Regions from separate parts of the Homo sapiens genome. Here regions 2, 3 and 4 are each linked to region 1. Evidence: chromatin loops called from intact Hi-C (ENCODE). Cell type or tissue: A673. All regions are shown on one strand.

What was found. Hi-C counts contacts between places; a loop is a spot of excess contacts. Peaks named below come from ENCODE experiments on the same cell type or tissue, not always from the same donor. Only the 100,000 strongest peaks of a DNase experiment are listed, where the experiment ranks them.
Region 2: it touches region 1 in a loop (4-fold over the local background); 62 of 110 quality-filtered maps call a loop at or near these places.
Region 3: a loop joins it to region 1, with 2.7 times the contacts of the local background. A loop is called at or near these places in 32 of 110 quality-filtered maps.
Region 4: a loop joins it to region 1, with 7 times the contacts of the local background. A loop is called at or near these places in 81 of 110 quality-filtered maps.

What each region holds. Positions count from the first base shown.
Region 1 is chr9:100,026,302-100,031,301 of GRCh38, forward strand. The region is part of intron 4 of ERP44 (endoplasmic reticulum protein 44); the gene reads right to left. LOC105376176 (a long non-coding RNA gene) reads left to right here. Exons shown (of 3, transcript XR_001746547.2): 3 at 1-5,000. Among named protein-coding and RNA genes, the nearest start is that of ERP44, 70 kb to the right of the region's middle. In A673, a CTCF peak has its summit at 2,001 (motif pointing right); a DNase peak (open chromatin) is centred at 2,010; H3K27ac peaks cover 463 bases.
Region 2 is chr9:100,321,151-100,326,150 of GRCh38, forward strand. TEX10 (testis expressed 10) reads right to left here. Exons shown (of 15, transcript NM_017746.4): 10 at 533-621. Among named protein-coding and RNA genes, the nearest start is that of TEX10, 29 kb to the right of the region's middle. In A673, CTCF peaks have their summits at 1,993 (motif pointing left), 3,650 (motif pointing left) and 3,850; DNase peaks (open chromatin) are centred at 1,961 and 3,631.
Region 3 is chr9:99,264,052-99,269,051 of GRCh38, forward strand. No RefSeq gene overlaps it. Among named protein-coding and RNA genes, the nearest start is that of SEC61B, 44 kb to the left of the region's middle. In A673, CTCF peaks have their summits at 243, 443 and 2,685; a DNase peak (open chromatin) is centred at 2,720.
Region 4 is chr9:100,214,392-100,219,391 of GRCh38, forward strand. The region is part of intron 3 of INVS (inversin); the gene reads left to right. Among named protein-coding and RNA genes, the nearest start is that of INVS, 120 kb to the left of the region's middle. In A673, a CTCF peak has its summit at 1,988 (motif pointing left); a DNase peak (open chromatin) is centred at 1,980.

The DNA.
Region 1 (5,000 bases):
AGACCACATGCAGCCAAGACATTTGCCAGATTTTGAAGCCACAAAGATTAGGAAGCATCTAGACATTAAAAGAAAAACACGAATTTTTAAGACAGACAGGAAGAAAGGTACTTGTGACATGTACTAGAGACAACTGATTAATATTCAGAATATAAAAAGAATGAACTAAAAAAAGACTACCAAAAAGATAAGTGAGTTAAAGCTATCAGTTTATGAAAGAAACACAGATTGCCAATAAACTATTACATATGTTCAGTTGTAATCAGAAAGTTACAAATTAAAACTCCCAGATAACATTTTGTCTTTCATACTGGCAAAAAATCAGTAATAATAAAAATGTTTTAAACTAAAATTCAATAATATGAAACCCTGTGAAAGTAAAATATTCCTAGTAGGTTTCATTTAGGTCCAATATTCAATGTTAATAAAGGTAAACTAGCCTAGCTGGTGCCTACTTTGTCAACAAGAAGTCAAGTAATCTTTTTTAATACCCTAAGACTTTTTAATACCCAAAGGATCTGGCAGAGAGGATATGAGATGGACTCAGAAGCAAAGAAACTAGTCTAATACAAAACATATATTTTCCACCTGTGTCCTAAGTATCAGTATGAAAATGGACAGCAAGATGCACTATAGGAGACAATATAATGCTTTCAACTTTCTAAACTTGATGAATTAGGGGGCGCAATGAGAAAGTAGTGTGCTAACAGCAAGTATGCATAAACCAGGAGTAGAATAAATAAGGTTAGAGACGGACTCTAGAGGGTCTTAAGCACTAAGCTGATGGAGTTTGAATTTTATCCAGTGTTGTGATAAGCAGCCACTGAGCTGTAGAGCTGGGCTTTCAAAAAATTCACCTGGAAGTAGTAGAGAACCAGGGAGACTAGTACTGTAATAGTTGTGGCAAAAATCACAAGAGTCTATTAACAAACATTACAATCTTTAGGTTGCTTTAAAATTCTGGTTACAGAGAGAAAAAGATTTAAAATATTTGAAAACTATTATGGGATTAGATATTCATTTGCTTCATTCTCAAACAACATCCTGGCAGCAGGTATGCTGCATAATGCAGTGGCGTTTAATTATTAAGAAGCAAAAACCTTAAAATTACATTGATCAGTAATCTCAGACATAATGCTTTTTTTTTTATTTTACAAGCTTTGGCCAAAAGTGATTTTAAGATAATTAGAATGTGACACTTTGACAATATAACAAAAAATGACTTAAGGGGTATAATAAATGGGTTTTTAAAATTAACTGGATAGATCAAATGTTAAAATGGATGTCAGAGGAATTATAAATCCCAGAAGGTTAACAGCTCACTGATTGGAAAATTAGCATATATTTTTGCTCCAATGGTCACTTACTTTTCCTTGATGGGTCCTGCCTGCCTGCCTCACTAATACCCAGCAGGGTTCCAAATGGGGAAATTGCCTCATACTCGTTTCAGCAACGTCTCTCCCTGCAATGGTTATCCATGGCAGAAAATACAAAGAGGCAGATCATTTCAACAGGAAAGTCTTATTGTTCTTCTGGTTCCAGGAGAAGGACCACTGCTGCCTATGTACTTCTTCCCATTCCCAAACTGCACCCCTCAAAACAAACAAAAAAACCCCAAAAAGACAAACATCCCCAAAAAACAAAACAAAATACCTCAACAGAAAACTAATAAGCAAAGCCTAGAAGTTCACTCAGAACTCAGGCTTAACTGCTCATCCAAATTCTGTTCTATGCACATAAAGTCTTCACTTCATATTTTCTTGTTCTTACTATGATATTTATATATAGTTCCTATAAAAAGCTTCTCAATTTCCAATAAGTAAGGTTCGAGTTGCACTGGAAGACAGGTAAGAGTAACTCAGGTATATGGGTGCATGTGCTACCTAATCAAGGACAATTACAAAGTACTTTCCTAAAAACACAAGTGTGGGTCTGTTCTGCACTGACCAGCAAGCATATGAATGCCTCTTGCTTAGTGCCATACAGCCTAAGGCCACTGGAGGTCAGCAGAGAACCTGGTCCCACCAGGGGCTGACTGATGGGACTTTCTAGATTCAAGGCAGCAAGCATGACCACCAAGGAGAATAATGAATTACGCTCCTGAATTCCCCAAATGATAAGACTGCAGAAGATAAGATGTGAAGCAAGTTGAAGCAAGGCCATGTTTTAATTGTGTGCATATGTACATGCATGTGTACATGTGTGTCTATGTGTGTTTCGAAATTTTGGAAAGCAGACAGTTACAAAGAAGAAAACAAGAACCACTTCCAACCACCACTGGAGAAAACCACTATTAACATTTTGGCTTATATTTTGGTAACTTTGAAGAAAAGTTGCTTAACTAGCAGAGATATATTTCAATTCAGAAAAAATAAACTCTGAGGTTAGTCAAATAGTAAAGTGATAGCATCAATACTTGCAGAATGGGTTTTAGCAGCTTGGAAGAAATTCCTAGAGAGAGTAGAGCATTACCAATACTCTTAATGGCATGGAGGCCAATACTGTGTAAAAAAACAAAAACAAAAACAAAAAACTCGACTCAGTTGAGAAATGATGCACAAGAGTCAGACTCTAGTTTCAGAATAACTTGAACAAATTTATTTTCCTTTTAAGGCACACACAATAATGACAGAATTTTTAAAATCTATTTCTGAGTCTAAAATAGTTTTCACAATAGGTATAAAAAAATTCTAAGTGTCCCTATCTCTCACCATAAACAAAAATCAACTCAAGATGGATTAAAGACATAAATCTAAGACCCGAAACTATAAAACCAGTAGAAGAAAACATAGGGGAAATGCTTTAGCACATTGGTCTGTGCAAAGATTTTTATGGATACTGCTTTAAATGCACAGGCAAAAAAAAAAGCAAAAATAGACAAATGGGATTTTATCAAACTAAAAAGCTTCTGTAGGGCAAGGGAAACACTCAACAGAGTGAAGAGGCAACCTGAGAATTAGTGGAAATATCTGTAAACTAATCATCTGATAAGGGATTAACATCCAGAATATACAAGCAACAACAACGACAACAAAATCCTATTTTAAAAAGGACATGGCATCTCAACAAACATTTCTCAAAAGACATACAAATGGCCAAAAAGCATGTGAAAAAAAATTGTCAGTTTCACTAATCATGTGGTTACATACAAATCGAAACCACAATGAGATATCATTTCACCCCAGTTAGAATGGCTATTAACAAAAATGTGAAAATAATTAATACTGCAGAGGATTTGGAGAAAGGGAAACATTCACATGTTGTTGATGAGACAGTAACGTAGCACAGCCACTATGGAAGACAAAATGGAGGTTCCTCAAAACCTAAAAATAGAACTACCACATGATCTAGCAATTCCATTACTGTGTATTTATCCAAAGAAAAGGAAATCAGTATAGCAAGGACATATCTGCACCACCGTGTTTACTGCAGCACTATTTACAATAGTCAAAATATGAAATCAACCTAAGTGGCCATCAACAGATGAATGGATAAAGAAAATGTGGGGCCGGGTGCGGTGGCTCATGCCTGTAATCCCAGCACTTTGGGAGACCGAGGCGGGCAGATCATGAGGTCAAGAGATTGAGACCATCCTGGCCAACATGGCGAAACCCCGTCTCTACTAAAAATACAAAAATTAGCCGGGCGTGGTGGTGCGCACCTGTAGTTCCAGCTACTCAGGAGGCTGAGGCGGGAGAATCACTTGAACCCAGAAGGCAGAGGTTGCAGTAAGCCGAGATCATGCCACTGCACTCCAGCCTGGCAACAGAGCGAGACTCAGTCTCAAAAACAAAGAAAAAAGAAAATGTGGTACATATACACAATAAAATACAACTCAGGGCTGCTCTGCCTATGGAGTAGCCATTCTTTTATTCCCTTACTTTCCTAATAAACTTGCTTTCACTTTACTCTATGGATTCACATCAAATTCTTTCTTGAGATCCAAGAATCTTCTCTAGGGGTCTGGATCAGGACTCCTTTCTGGTAATATCCTCCTGGTGAACCATGGAGGGACGATATTGAGGAAACCCCCAACCCAAAAGGAAACAGACTGCAGCACCAAATGGCCAACTCTGGGTAAGTAGTGGGGTATCCGGGTAAAGGATGGGATTGGGTTAGAGGCCCAACTGAGGGGAGTTAGAGTGTCTCCTAAAAAAGAGTGGGTTAAAGGCCCCTCTTAATAAAAGGCAAGGACATCTGGTGGAACTTGGGTTCAAGGCCCAGCTTAGGATGGTTAGAATACTTCCTAAAATTTAGGGAGTTAGAGGCCCCACTCAGTAAAGTTCCTCTCAGCTATGAATGGATTTGGCATTATGGGGAGTTAACCACTATTCTCTTTGGATTAATCTGCCTTGTACTCTTCGCTGACAGCTGTGGGTGACAGGATTAGGCATGTACAGGATCACTGGACATGGAGAGCCTTTTTTCTCCCCAAAAGGGGAAACTTGAAAGCTGGTGAGACTGTTGGAAAACCCCTTTGCAACTGACAAGTGACCGCCTGAACTTTTGATTGAGTGTCACTGCAATAAGTAGGTCTTTCTCTGGCCTCCCTGAGCACCTTGCCTTCCCCACCTTGCTGCAGGCAATGAATGCTTTTCTCCCTTTCCTATCCTCTGTGCCCTGAGACCACATGACAGCAGAGGTTGGATTAAAGATGACAGGGCCCATCTGAGGGCAAGTTTGAACCTTGCCAATTCCATATTGCATACTAAGCAGAGTGGCTACTGTAGCGAATCTGGTGTACTTTGTGCTGCAACTTTGTCTTTCTACATTGCTCTGTCATAAAGAAGAATACCTTTATGGACAGAACACGGGCTTAGGATCCCATAAGCCCAGGTTCAAGCCAGCCTGGAAAACTGGTTAATTACAGACTTTGCTGCAAGTACCTGAAAAAAAAAAATGCTGAAGTTTCCTTCTCATTTTGTTCTATGTCTTTGGGAGCTTGACCTTGTAAGAATGGGTCAGTACTTTCTGTTGGTCTCTGCCATCCAGGGAACAGG
Region 2 (5,000 bases), 290 kb after region 1:
CCTCAAATGTATACATTCATAAATATACAGTAAACATATAGGAGCTTACATTTATCTTCTGAAGTATTTATCTTGCTAGATTCAGCATAGTATTGGATCTGTCAAGTTCTTTTTGGATCCTGACACTATATTAACTCTCCTAATTTCAAGTCTTCAGAAAATTTCAAAGAATCCTATCATTATCCAAGTATACAATGAAAATATTCAAATAATACATTTAAAATAATAGTAGTAGTACATCAAACTTAAAAATACAATAACATGACATTCAAATAATGCTCAGGGTTTTGATACTCATACTATAAGAGATTTAAAGACAAATCATCCATCCTCCTGCCTCAGAAGCCTAACAGTGTATGTAGGTTAGAAATATTCTTTCGATTTCCAGTTACTAATCACAAAAATCACTCCAAGATAGAATATTTATCATCTTCAAAACTGAACCAAACTGATAAAATGGCAAATCTTAGAAGGAGAATTGTGATTCATATTAGGTTTTTTCTTTTTTAATCTGGCAAGTGAATGTGGTTACCTGTAAGTGTGGAAAATAAGAAGCTGAAATAGTCTACATCACTCATCAACCAGTCTTTAGCTGAATACTTCCACCCAGAAAATGATGATCTATAAAAAACAAAGGGAGAACTATTACCAGAAGTGACCAACTTGACAGACTTGTCAAAGGTAGCACAGTATATAACCATTGTTCTTTACTGAAAACAAGTTTGATTTAGTAGCTTAAAATAAAACCCATAGTATGCCTTGTATTAATTTCATATCCAAGGGCTCAAGTACCCTAGTATGAAAGTTTGAAATTCAAACATATTAATACAAACTTTCATTAAAAAGCATACTTGATCAACATATATAGTACAACAGAAAATTTCCATCCCATCTGAAAATCAGACTCTAAGGAGCCAAGATGAAGTTTTGCTTTTCAGTAGTAGGTTCAGCTGCTATGTATTTACTATTTGATTTTTATAGTCTTACCCTCAGCAAATGAGTTATGTTTAAACAAGCTTCAGCTTCCTACATAACTAAGCAAAAGTATCTTAATTAGGCAAAGAAAACTTATCTTTAAAGCCACTATAAGGCAACTATGTGTTCTTATTCTTAGTAAAGTTGTAACTAGGTCTATTTCACAATAGTGCAGCTAAGGTATTGGCAGAGGACTCAAAAGGAATAGCTAAATGTAAAGCAGCTTCCCATTAAATGAGGATTATTTGGTTCCTCCTATGAGATCAGTTTCTAGTGTCTCCTTTAAAAATTCCCTTCAAGGTAAGGCTAGGAAGAAAACAGATGTCAGTCATGGGTATTGCAAAAAGGCTGAGAATAATCAGACAAACTTATACTAAAAATTTTTATCACAGACAACTGAATAAATATCAAACAAAATTAGGAACTTCTAATTCACCTATAAGTACTTAGTAATTTTTTTACTGTTATAATAATTGCATTTATATTTATTTATATATATATTTTTTGGGGGGATGGAGTTTCTCTTGTTGCCCAGGCTGGAGTGCAATGGCATGATCTCAGCTCACTGCAACCTCCACCTCCTGGGTTCAAACGACTCTCCTGCTTCAGCCTCCTGAGTAGCTGGGATTATAGACGTGCACCAACACACCCAGCTAATTTTTGTATTTTTAGTAGAGATGGGGTTTCACCATGTTGACCAGGCTGGTCTCAAACCCTTGACCTCAGGTGATCCACCTGCCTCGGTCTCCCAGAGTTCTGGGATTACAGTTGTGAGCCACTGCACCCAGCCTTATTAATATTCTTAAGGAGGGGACAGGCATAAAATAATGAAAACACTCTTCTTGAGTGTCATTCCCAGGTGATAAGCAAAGGTCTATGGGGACAATAGCACATGCTAAGGGGGTTATAAAAAGCACAGATGCTCAACACAAAGAAGTACAAAATAGTGGTTGAAAAACAAACTATTATCTTCTTGACCTCAATGAAAACAGGAAGCAATTGTGCCATCCAGTGGCCAAAAGGGGCAGCAAATTTATTTAACAGCCTATTTAAAATTCTGACCCTGTGAAAAGTGATAAATGACAAGCAATATATCATACTGTCTTTAAAACTATGAAAACCATATATACTTTCCAAGCCTGAACACTTCTGTGAGTAAAAGGGGGTGGCTGGCGCTGATTATGCTGGGCCAAAAGGAGTAAAATGGAACTGTTCCTGGCAGACCAGGTCATATGTTCACCCTATTTAAAACCCAAGCCAAACTTCTTGGTGCAAGCCAATTTCTCCTTCCTCAGAGATTTTACCTAACACCACGGAGCATCTTTCCGTATTTATGCTTTCTGTTTCCCCAATCTGGCTATAAATAAACTGGGGTAGAGGGGTAAGAACTGAGAAAAGGCCACTGGATATTATTATGAAACACCACAAGTAGAATGGTATGAGGAAAACATCAGATTGTAAAAAAACTATAACTGGTTGGTAAAAAGGTAGAGAGAGCAATTCTAAACACATTTTTTAAAAGCTGAGAGAAAATAAACATGAATGATTTCTAGCTGATGGGTTTTTAACACATGGAATCCTTGCTTAGGTGGTACATGTCCTGCCATTAGACAAATGCTTTAATAGAGACAGCAAGGTATCAGAACTACAAAAATTGAGCTAAACTTGATCTCACAGACCAATTAGTGTGACAAGATAAAAATCAGAAATGAGTAAAGGAGTATTGCAGAAAAATCAATCTGGCAACAGTATACAGGATGCATAGGACTGAGAAGCAACATTGTAAGAGTATAAGTGGGAAATAATTTAAAAGTTGACTATTTTATAGTCATGGTCAAGAAGAGGAGCTATTTTGAATAAAAAACTAAAGATATGAAGTAACCCAACATATGTCTGAATGAACTAACCGTCAGTCTTTTTTTTTAAAGATGGAGTCTCCTTCTGTCACCCAGGGTAGAGTGCAGCGGCATGATCTCAGCTCACTACAACCTCCGCCTCCTGGGTTCAAGCAATTCTCCTGCCTCAGCCTCCTGAGTAGCTGGGGTTACATGCATGAGCCGCCATGCCCAGCTAATTTTTGTATTTTTAATAGAGATGGGGTTTCACCACGTTGGCCAGGCTGGTCTCAAACTCCTGACCTCAAGTGATCTGCCTGCCTCAGCCTCTCATAGTGCTGGGATTTACAGGTATGAGCCACTGCGCCTGGCTAGTCTTATTATGACCCTATGAAAAGTGATAAAATGATGGTGCTATGGGCTCAAGAAGGCTGAAAAGTCCTAATTTTGTATTCTTTTTAAAAAGGGACTACTTTAGATGGGAATAATATACCTACATAGAGAGAAGTCTACTAATGGACTCTGTACAAATACTAAAAAGCAAAATTTAATTTGGTAGACTTTTAACTACAATGACAATCATTTAAATATGAGTCTGTATTATCAGTATTTGTAAAATTAATATATTTTCCCAATTCTCGCCACTCATCGCCACAAAAAGATAAAAGCAAAAAAACCCCAAGATTTTAAAATAATCCTTGACAAAAGTTATTAAACATAAGTGAACAGATGTTGATGAAGACATTAAATGCATCTTCCAAGGAGAATCAATTTCAAGAAACATTCAAGGGGTGATTTAACGGAACTGAATGTAAGTTATATCTAAGGAACAGAGTGCCCTCTACTGGAAGTCAAATAAAAAACAAGCTCTTAAGTTACGGAAAATTTTTTTTAAAAATTTAACTTTTAAAAGGCCTAGCATTTTGCTTACACAAAACAAAGTGCAGTTTTTTAATATCTAAAAAGAAAAAACATGGGAAACTAATCAATATTTAAAATTCTTAAAAAATATGTCCAGGCCCCTCTAATGTGCATATACAAGGAAGAAATAAACCTAAAATTTTTAAATACAAACAATATTTTATTTATATGTTTTTCTCTGTTTTGGTAAAAGGCAAGTTTATTGTCAGTTATGAAGCACACTTCCAGTGACCAGAGTCAAATATCTGTCCTATACTGGTATGAAGAAAGTCTATTAAAAGTAAGCTACTCTTACCTACCTGAGATAGGGGATCTATACAAGAAAAGTTTTCAACTACAGCCTAGATTTCTATTTCTGCCTAAAACCACATCAGACCCTACCCACAACCAGTAATACTGCTGAATACTAAAATACTATGACTGAAGATATATACATGAGGATACTTCCAACATGAGCAACATAAAACCTTTCAGAGTTTCAGAGTAAAATGGCACAGCCGCTATGGAAAATGGCATGTAGTGCTAGCTACTTTGGAGTCCAAGGAGGGAGGATCTCCTGAGCCCAAGAGTTCAAAGCTGCAGTGAGCTATGATCATGCCACTTGCACTCTAATCTGGGCAACAGAGTGAGAACTTGTCTCTTGAAATATTAAAACTTTCTTTTTTTTGAGACAGAGTCTCACTCTGTCGCCCAGATTGGAGTGCAGTGGTGCCATCTTGACTCACTGCAACCTCCACCTCCCGGGTTCAAGCAATTCTCCTGCCTCAGCCTCCTGAGTAGCTGGGACTATAGGCATGCACCATCATGCCCAGCTAATTTTTGTATTTATAGCAGAGATGGGGTTTCACCATGCTGGCCAGGCTGGTCTTGAACTTCTGACCTCGTGATCTGCCCACCTCGGCCTCCCAAAATGCTGGGATTACAGGCATGAGCCACTACGCCTGGCAAAACTTTTCAAGAAAGGTTAAAATGGTAAATTTTATGTTATGTTTATTATACCACCAGGAAAAAAAAAGTGAGAGATTACAAGTGATTCCTGGTCTCAGTCCACAAGCTTGTTTAATTCACCAGCTACATTAAATTCTGAGCTCTCTGAAGAAAAGGTCTATACTGCAATTCCATAACAACAAAGGTTTGAAGTACGACACCATCACCTACCAATAAATCCCTTACTACACACACTTTTGATAATTCTATTTCAACCCTTATTCCAAGCTATCTATAAAAGTCATTAAACAAGTAACTTGAAACAGTCTTACTCTTGTGAAC
Region 3 (5,000 bases), 760 kb before region 1:
TTTATTGTATAGATATAACACATTTCATTTATCCATTTGTCAGTTGATGGACAGTAGTTTGTTTCTACATTTTGGCTATTATGAGTGAAACTGCTATAAGCATTGGTGTATCGGTCTTTTATGTGGAGGTATGTTTTCAATTCTCTTGGTAATATACCTAGGAGTGCAACTACTGGATGATTAATTACTTCTCTGATCTTACATCCTGCCCCACCCCCTCCACACTCCCTGTGCTCCAGTCACAGGGGGCGCCACCTACTTGTACTTCCAATTCTTCAGCCCATGCTTTTGGAACTCTGCAGTTTTGCCCACACTACTTTTTCCCCTGAGATGTTATTCCCTTCCATCATTTGGGGTGCAAGTCTTTTGTGTTACTAAAGGCCCAGCTTAGATGTCATTTTCTCTGCAAAACCTTCCTCCAGTGCTTCCTCTTGTGAAAGCCATACAATCCCATGTGCCTCTTTCACAACACTAGGCATTTTCTACCTTGGATTGCAGTTATTTTCTACTCAGGTCTTATTGCCTCTTCTAGACTATAACCTTCTTAGCTCTATCTGCTTTTTAGATTTACTTTTTGTTTTTGAGATGGAGTTTCACTCTTGTTGCCCAGGCCAGAGTGCAGTGGCACGATCTCGGCTCACTGCAACCTCTGCCTCCTGGGTTCAAGCGATTCTCCTGCCTCAGCCTCCAGAGTAGCTGGGATTACAGGCGCCTGCAACCACACCCGGCTAATTTTTTGTATTTTTAGTAGAGACAGGGTTTCACCATGTTGGCCAGGCTGGTCTGGAACTCCTGACCTCAGGTGATCCGCCCGCCTCAGCCTCCCAAAGTGCTGGGATTACAGGCATGAGCCACCGTGCCCGGCTCTAGATTTACTTTTATATTCCAAGTGCTTTGCACATAGCAGACCCTGTATAAATGTTTGAATAGTGAGCATTTTGTGTGCTTTGTTATTGAATTATTTTAAGACAGTAGGTACCTCTACGCTCTAATGGCTCTCAGGGTTGTGACAGCCGTGCACGTCTTCTCAGAATGAAAGCACATTTTCTGGGCAGCATTTGAGGGTAAGCTGAGCTGCCTTCTCTTCCTTTAGCCCATTTCCCTGGTCTCTAGCCTGACACGAGCATCTCAGACTCTTCCTCATGCTTCCAGCTAAAATCTAACAAATTACTCTGAAATACAAGGTTATGTGTTATGGATCCTGACTTCTTCGAGCATTGCTTATGACTGAAATTTATAAACAGACAGCCGTCTTCCTGGATGACCTAACAAATCATATTCCCCTAGAATATGAGCTCAATGAGATGTTTAGAGCTCAATTAGATGTTTAAAGCATCAGATAGTGCCATGGACTAGGTGACTTCCTGCCCTATGCAAGGTAGGAGGTGGCCTTGACAAATGGTCATCTGGTCTTAGACTGAACATTTCCAATAACAAATAAATACCTTCCTCCCAAGGCCCCTTGATGAGTGCGCAAGGTTTCCTTTACATTGGACCGAAATCTTCCATCCTGCAGCTCTCAGCCATCGTGCCCAGCTTGGCACTTGGGGCACCTCAGTCCACCTCTACTCCCTCGTTCCAGCACAGCCCTTCAAGTTTTGAAAATAGGACTGGGGCTTCTGTGTTTGTTCTTATGCAACCAGAAAGGCCCCAGTTCTCAACACTTAATAAGAAATAGTAAAAATTATAAATAAAAAATCAATAATCATACTTCTGAGTAAAAAAATAAAACCAAAATAGTACAATAAAAAAGTGACAATATTAAAATTATGGTCTTTAATATCTCATTATCAAGCATTTAGCATGTGCTGGGCATTGTGCCAAGCCCTTAATGTGAATTCACTCTTTCCACTCTCACAACAACTGTACGAGGTAAGGGCTGTCATCTTTCCCATTTGACTGATAAGGAAATGGACACTCGGAAAGAATAAGTAACTTGATGAAAGTTACATAGCTACTGGTGGAGCTACTGAGTGCAGGTGTGTCTTCTTCTTGAGTTCAAGGTCTCAATTCTATGCACACAGCCTCACTAGTGGTCCCTGCCATGTGAATGTGGCCCTTCCCAGGGAGCTGGATGGAGGTGGCTGGCCTTGCATTTCCATGGTTCAGTGGGAGGCACATGGGAACGAGAGTCAGGAGTCATGGGTTCCAATGTGGACACTCCTAGCCTAGGATATAAATCTGCACAAAGCCCCCTTCTTGCTCAAATCTCAGTAATGTAATTCTTAAAATGACTAGGCTAAATTGTCAAGTTGCTCTCGGCTGTGATTTGGACATTCCAGTCTTCCCTGAATGCGCTACACCCTTTCACAACTCTGGGCCTTTGAGCTTCCAGTCTTATTGCCTGGAAGTTTCTTCCATCTTCTACTACTGTACTCATCTTTAATAATGACTCATCTTTGAAGAGCTGATTTGAATAGCACATTCTCTATGTAACCTTCCCTGAACTCCAGGTAAGGTCAGCCTTGCCCCTCCGTGTTTCCTGCACACTTGCACAGGTCTCTGCTCTAGAGTCTGTGATTGTCTCCCGAGATGGACCGTGAACTTCTCAAGGGCAGAGACTTGTTTGTTCACCACAGTGACCTTAGCACGGTGCTAGCCACGTGGGTCCTTGTTTTTTCAAGGACTCTTGGACTGCCAGTTGTTATGACGCCGTTCAGCCTCACGCCTGCTAGATGGCGCTGCAGCCCACCAGAATGGAGCCCGCTGGTCTGCAAAACCACAGGTGCCTCCAGCGGGGGCTTCAGACCGCACTGGGAGGTATTTGGCCAGGAGCCCTGGAAAAGCAAAAGTTTTCGTTTTCTCCTTATCGTCTCAGTTTTGACTGCTGCTACTGAACAATGTATCTTTCGATTCCTTGAGGCCTAGGGAGGTGGAGGTCTCTCCCTTCTTTCCTCTGCCTCCTAGCAGGAGAATTTAGGCTACTCCTTTCCTGTTTGGACTGTTCCAGGTTGATTTATTGTCCAATGTTCTACCTGCTGATTTTTGTCACGTGTCACCCTCACCTACTCCTCTGAAAAAAAGAGGAAAGATACAATTCAGCACTTCATGGCAATATTGCTGACCAAGTGAACTCCTGCCATCTCTATTCCCTTTTACTATTGGCTAACATCTGCTTTGTTTCATTTTTCTGCATCTTCTTTCACTCTTTTCAGCATCTCACAGCAGCCCACACGTCTTTCTTCTAGCAGAAGGAAAGCATTATGGTATAGTGGTTAAGGGCACTGGGGCTGCTCTGACTGGATTTGAATCTTGTCTTTGCTACTTATTGGTTCTAGGACTTTGGGCAAATTTCTTAACCTCTCGGTGACTCAGTTTCCTCATTTGTAAAAGGGAAATAATAATAGTACCTACGTAAAAGCGTTGTCACGAAGATTCAATAAGTTCTTGGTGCTTTACCTTAAAAAGGGTCAATAAACACTAAGTACTACAAATGCTTATTATAGAACATACAATTGGAATTCATTAATTTGTGTTCAATGTACCCCTTATGTTAAGTTGTGAGCCCTAAGAGGTTCACGTTGGGTCTGTCTTGTTCATTGTTGTATCCTTAGCCCCCACAAGAGTGCCGGGAGTATGATAGAGGCTTCGTTAAAATTTTTGGAAGAACCAAAGTCTGTTCTGTTTCTCCTGTATAATAAAAATGAAACAAAATTATGATATATATTGTTTACCCATTTAAATGGTCTAGGATTTAAAATTAATAATACCTAATGTTGCCTGGGGCATAAAATGGATGCTTTCATTTATCGCTGGTCTATTATAAAATGGTAGAATTTTTTTGGAAGGCAATTCGACAATATGTGGAAAGATCCTGAAAAAAGTGACTCAGTAAATCAACTGTTAATCAATCGTTCTTTCTTTCTTTCTTTCTTTCTTTTTTTTGAGACAGAATCTTGCTCTATAGCCCAGGCTGGAGGGCAATGGCCAGATCTTGGCTCACTGCAACTCCATCTCCCAGGTTCTAGTGATTCTCCCACCTCAGCCTCCCGAGTATCTGGGATTACAGGCACCTGCCATCATGCCCAGCTAATTTTTGTATTTTTAATACAGACAGGGTTTCACCATGTTGGCCAGGCTGGTCTCGAACTCTTGATCTCAGGTGATCCACCCGCCTCGGCCTCCCAAAGTGCTGGGATTACAGGTGTGAGCCACTGCGCCCGGCAATTTGTTTTTATCTGAGTGCTCAGACATGCATAAAATTTTAAGTACAAGGGTGTTAATCACAGCAGTATTTATTCTATTAAAAATCACCAAGAATTGAAGAGAAACACTGAAATACTTTAATAAATGATGACATGCCCATGTGATGGACTATTATGCAGCCATTAAGTGATCTCTTCTGTGGAATAATTAATGACATGGGAAAACATTCCTGATACAAGCTTAAGTGACAAAATTAACAAAACTGGGTATACAGAATGGGCACATTGCTTAACTTCTCTAGTCTCAATTTCCTTATCTGTAAAATTAAGGTAATAATACTGCCTATCTCATGGCATTGTTACAAGGTTTAAAAAGTATTTTAAAAGGTTTAAATAATTTTATTAGTTCTGGGCATGTGAATAAGATCTCAACACTTATTAGCTACTGTCATAAAATACATATCAGGAAAACAAGACTGGAAGGAAATATAGCAGAGTGTTAATGGTGGTTAATCTCAGACGGTGGGATTACAGGGGTTTTAATTTTTCTTTTTATAAAGCAAAGTATGTGTAAAGCAGCTAATATAGTGCTAGACAATAGTGGGTGCTCAATAAATGTTAGCTAGCATGATTCTATTTTTCCTTTCTCTCTCCCTTTTTTTTGACACAAGGTCTCGCTTTGTCACCCAGGCTGGAGTGCAGTGGTGCAGTCATGGCTCACTGCAGCCTTAACTTCCTAGGCTCAAATTATCTTTTTTCCTTAGCCTTCTGAGTAGTTGGGATGGTAGGCATGTGCCACCATGCCTGGTTACTTTTTAATTTTTATTTTCTGTAGAGACAGGGTATCTCTATGTT
Region 4 (5,000 bases), 190 kb after region 1:
CTTTCCTACATACAAACATGTAGCCTAAAGAGGCTGAAATAAAGAGTCACTTTATTTCAGGATTTGTCATTAAACTTGGATCAACCATTACATTGATTTGTCTAAGCCACATGGGCAGTATCACTAAGTAGTTGTTACTTCAGTTGCCATGCATGGCATAATCCAAAGCTGCTCACATGTCAGAAGAAGCATATGGATTTGTGTACATCAGATTAAAATAAGGTTGTGCCAGTCCCTTTGCTTCCATGTATACAACGGGGTCCACATTCAGGAGCTGTCATTGATGGTATCAAGCACAGCAAAAGAATTAAGAACCACCAATGCCCATGTGAATTTTTCTGTTTCATAGCAAGCACATGGTCAGAGATAAAACAGACGCAGGTCAGATGGCTGGCCTCAGCTGCTGTTTGATTCAGGTAGCTCACTATATATTTGTTTTGCCAGGATGCACTTGCGGATCCAGAGGACAAAGAAAGTATTAATTGTCCTCCCCATCCCTGTACTTCCTGAGGTCTCATGTGTTTCCTTCCTAGGGGCTGAAGTTGTTGCTTTCCTTCTTTGGCCACATAGTTAATGTGTCCCATTCCAGTAGATATAACTTCGCCTTTTCTCCAATCATCCCCTACTTGTGCCTGTAGCTTATAGAAGGGTAAGTACATATGGGACAAATTTAGAAACCTATTATGTCTTCCATTTTGGCCTATATGGACCACTATAGAATGACTCAGTGAGCAGGGCACTCAATCAGATGGTCATTATGGATATTTATGATCTGGGACCTTATCAGTTGAACAAAATGAATCCAGGTGGGTAAACCCAAATTAAGCTTGAATCTCTAAGCCCCCTTTTGGCTGGCTGCCACCCAAGGGATATATGAAACAAACCATCCTGAGATTGCTTTTGGGAAAAAGAAAGAAGCAAGATAACCAGGGTTGGGCCAGGCAGAATCCCAAATTTTCAAAACAGATGTATATAATCCCCCACTCCTTTTGTCCTGATTATTTCCCAGGAGGCTACAAGGATGAAATGAACCCTTTCTGAAGGTGGCCACAGTTAGTAAGCAAACTGCTTCATACAGGAGTGTGGACCAGGAGGAGGTAAGAGAGGTGGAGCCAGAAACATTTTTGAGTTGATTTTCAAGAAGGCCTTTCCAAGCTCTCAACAATTCCAGATACCTGAGGATGGTAGGAAGCATGGAATGTCCATTAAGTACCTAACTATTGGCTCATTGTTAGGCATATCATGGTCAGACTATAGAAGGTCTAGGAACCCCAAAACATGGTCCTCAGTGCTATAGCTTGAATAGGCTAATCAGATTGGAGCAGCAACTCCATATGGTGGAGCAGCAACACCATAACCTGAAAAATGTCTATGGTGGAAAGGCACGAGGTGAGCCCAAGAGGAGGTGACAGAGGTCCCTGCTGGGAAGGGGCAAGGGCAATCCTCCATGTAATGTGGACTCCTTCACCACAAGAAAAGGAGGCCAACTGGGCAAGATACATAAGTCTGGTATGCAGTGGTATCTTCTGCATGAAAAACATACCTTTTACTTTGTATCCATTCTATTGTGGTGGGTTCATTGCCTTATCTAGTGCAGTGATGGATCCTAGTGGCAAATCCCAGTGACCAGGCAATACAGACTTGTTCAGCGACTTGATTTCAGTCGGTCTTATCAGAGAGCAGGCCCTTACTGTTACTGTGGGTATCTATGTGAGTGACCCAAAGTGTCTGATTGGCAGCCACAATTTGTTTGTAGTTTGTGGCCCCAAACAGGAATATCTTTAATTTACCAACTGTAGTCTTCCAAGTGGCAGACCAGGTGACTACAGTACTGTTAGCAGACCAAGAATCAGTAAAAATACGGCTAGTCTTTGGGAGTATTGCCTAAGGTAAGGGTGATGGCTTTTCATTTCAGCCCATTGGGCTAACTGGTCATTACCACTCAGTCTCCTGGAGCTGTCATTGAGGTTGGACAGCTACTGCCCCCTACTGGACACCATCGGGTTTTAACTTAGCCAAAGCATCAGCAAACCAGGCCAAGGCATTTAAGGGACCATTAAGCCAGCAGCTTTGCTTCAGACAGTGGCCACCTGTATACCCAGTGCTTTGTCCTCAATGTCAAATAAGTCAGGCTAAAGCAGGAATCAGATACATAGAACAGTTGACTCTGTCCTATTAGGCAAGGTTTTGCATTCACATTCACTTTTGAGCACCTGCTCACTCATGTCTCAACCAAATGAACTTCTAATGTTTTCAATCCACCTAAAGATCCATGTCAAATAGCAAAATCTTCATTGTTCTCTCCATTTATTTCTGTTTTGGAGATTTCTTGGCCCTGCAGCCGCAACCACATGGTCTTTCAGCTTGCTGCCCCCGTGGTCATGTACCATTCCTTCTTTTGCCTGCCCAGAGGAAGGTGAGCAAAAACAAAGGCACTATTTGGGTGGCTTGCTTTAATCCCACCTCTCACCATTCAGACTCATTAACAGAGAGAATACTGGGGTCACTCGCCCCTTAACCTTGCCCACCACCTGGGCATGATCTCAGGGGGTCTTCTCACCCTTGAACCTAAGGATACCTGAGAATGGGCCTCTAGGGTTCTTGTCCTTACTCTTCAAGAAAACTATGTCTCTCCAGCTGGGTGCAGTGGCTCATGCCTGTAATCCCAGAACGTTGAGAGGCCGAGGTGAGTAGATCACTTGAGGTCAGGAGTTTGTGACCAGCCTGGCCAACATGGTGAAACCCCGTCTCTACCAAAAATATAAAAATTAGCCAGGCATGGGGGCACACACCTATAATCCCAGCTACTTGGGAGGCTGAGGCACAAGAATTGCTTGAACCCGGGAGGCAGAGGTTGCAGTGAGCCAAGATCGCGCCACTGCACTCCAGCCTGGGCGACAGAGTGAGACTCTGTCTCAAAAAAATAAAAGGAAGAAAGAAAGGAAAACTATGTCTCTGTCAGTATCCTATCATCTTTTACTGTCTTGTCAGTTCTGGCATTTAATTAACCCTATTTACAAGGTAATAAGTTAGCTGCAGATGCTGGCAGAAGACACAAGACTCCCATCAGAGACGAAAAGCGTCATTACTAATGGCATAGCTAGGAGCTAGGAGTACTTATCTGTTTGCATGAGTTTCCCTCCCCTCCAAGGATTATGGGGGCAATATGGAGGACTCAGATGGGCCCAGCACACAGTGGGTTTGCATGACATCTGAAGAGTGCTAGATTTTGGGAATCTCCAGCTTTTAGTAAATAGAGTAGTAAGCAAGCCTGCTTGTTCTTTGCCCTGGTGGGTGACATTACCTCGTCACTCAAGATTGCTCACTGCAAACCCCACTCTGGAAAATGGTCCCAGTAAAGTGGAGTCAAGCTTTTGCATTCTTGGCATACCCAGTAAGTACATTCAGGGACATTCAAGGCCCAGGGCAGATTGCCTCTCCCAACACTATTGTGGTATTTCCAAAACTCATTTGTGTCTGCAACCACTACAGAAAAGTTTGATATAATGAAATTACTGATATTTGCGACCTATATACTTCCTAGGGATAGTAATTCTTTTTACAAATTAATACAGTAAATGCCTTGAGAGTTTATAAATACATAATTATATAGCTATAATTATAATTAATAAATCATGTTTCTATTTTTCCATTTCAATTTTAAGTAATGTATTTTGGGTATATAATATATTTAGGATTTAAAATGAACTATGACAGAGTACCTACTTTACATTTGTGTGTGCTATTATAAATATAGTTATCTTTCTAGGCCAAAATTTTATACCAATTTGTAAATGAACAAAAAAATATAGTGAACATTTATATATATATAGTGAGCAATTGTTTTTCTCTCCAAGTACAGTGACAGAAAATATAAGCACTGGGGACACAGAACAAGAATGCAAAGAAATTAATTGGAAAACATGTAGGTCCCAAAGTATTGGTTTTGGGAAAACATCTGGCCTCTTCAGTACTCCAGTGGGGAGAAGGGCCACCGTAGGCAGTTTTAGTCAAGTCTTGGGCATTGAAGTCTGTTAAAGTAATCGTCTCAGCTGAAGAGGAAGCAAATAGCAAAGGCCCCAGGGAGACAGATATAGAAAATATGGTAGCCATTTTGGGGAAAAAATGTAGAGGTAGGATCCAGAATATTTTGAGGATCAGCTGCCAATTATCTATAAGTTAATCATAAAGGCACTTACTGGGAACAAACAGCAGTCCTGTAGAATATGATTTCAGAATAGGGTTCAGGAAGATGCCTCCTTCCTTTTCACTGATTGAAAGGTGGTCATATTTGTGCAAAAGGCAAGAAAATTCTTAGAATTTTGGAATATTCTTTGCCTCACTATGAGGCTACAGCTTTATAGGAAGCTGTTTATCTAGAGAAATGGCAGAAGCAGGACACCATCCAAGCCTCAGGTCAGGAAGCTACTCACTAGCTCACTGTTAATAATTGTGACATCCCTAATATCACTGAAGACAGGGCTCCAGGAGATCTGTGTAGGAGCAGATTGTTATAATGGACTAGGAGCTGGGTGGAAGATGCTCTATGGGTCAACAAGGAGAAAAAAGGAAAACAAAGCAAACAAATGAAAAACAAAAATGAACCTGCAGACAGAAATTTCAAAATATTTGAAGAAATCTAATGCTAACAAAGCAAACAATATTATTCAGATTACGAATTCATTCCTAGTGGGAGAGCATAAATAAAGCAAAAAAATAAGCCACACAGAGAAGATATTTGCAAAACCAACCAAGAATTAGTATCCAGAATACATAAAGAACTCCTATAGATCAGTAAGAAAAAAAAACAAATAGCCAAGTTCAGAAATGAGTTACAACACAAGAAGGCTATTTACAAAAGAAACAAATATCCAGCAAACATATAAAAACATTCCACCTCAATTCGGGAAATGCACATTAAAACACAGCTGTAGGCCAGGCACAGTGGTGCACGCCTGTAGCCCCAACTACTTGAGAGGCTGAGGTGGTAGGATCACTTG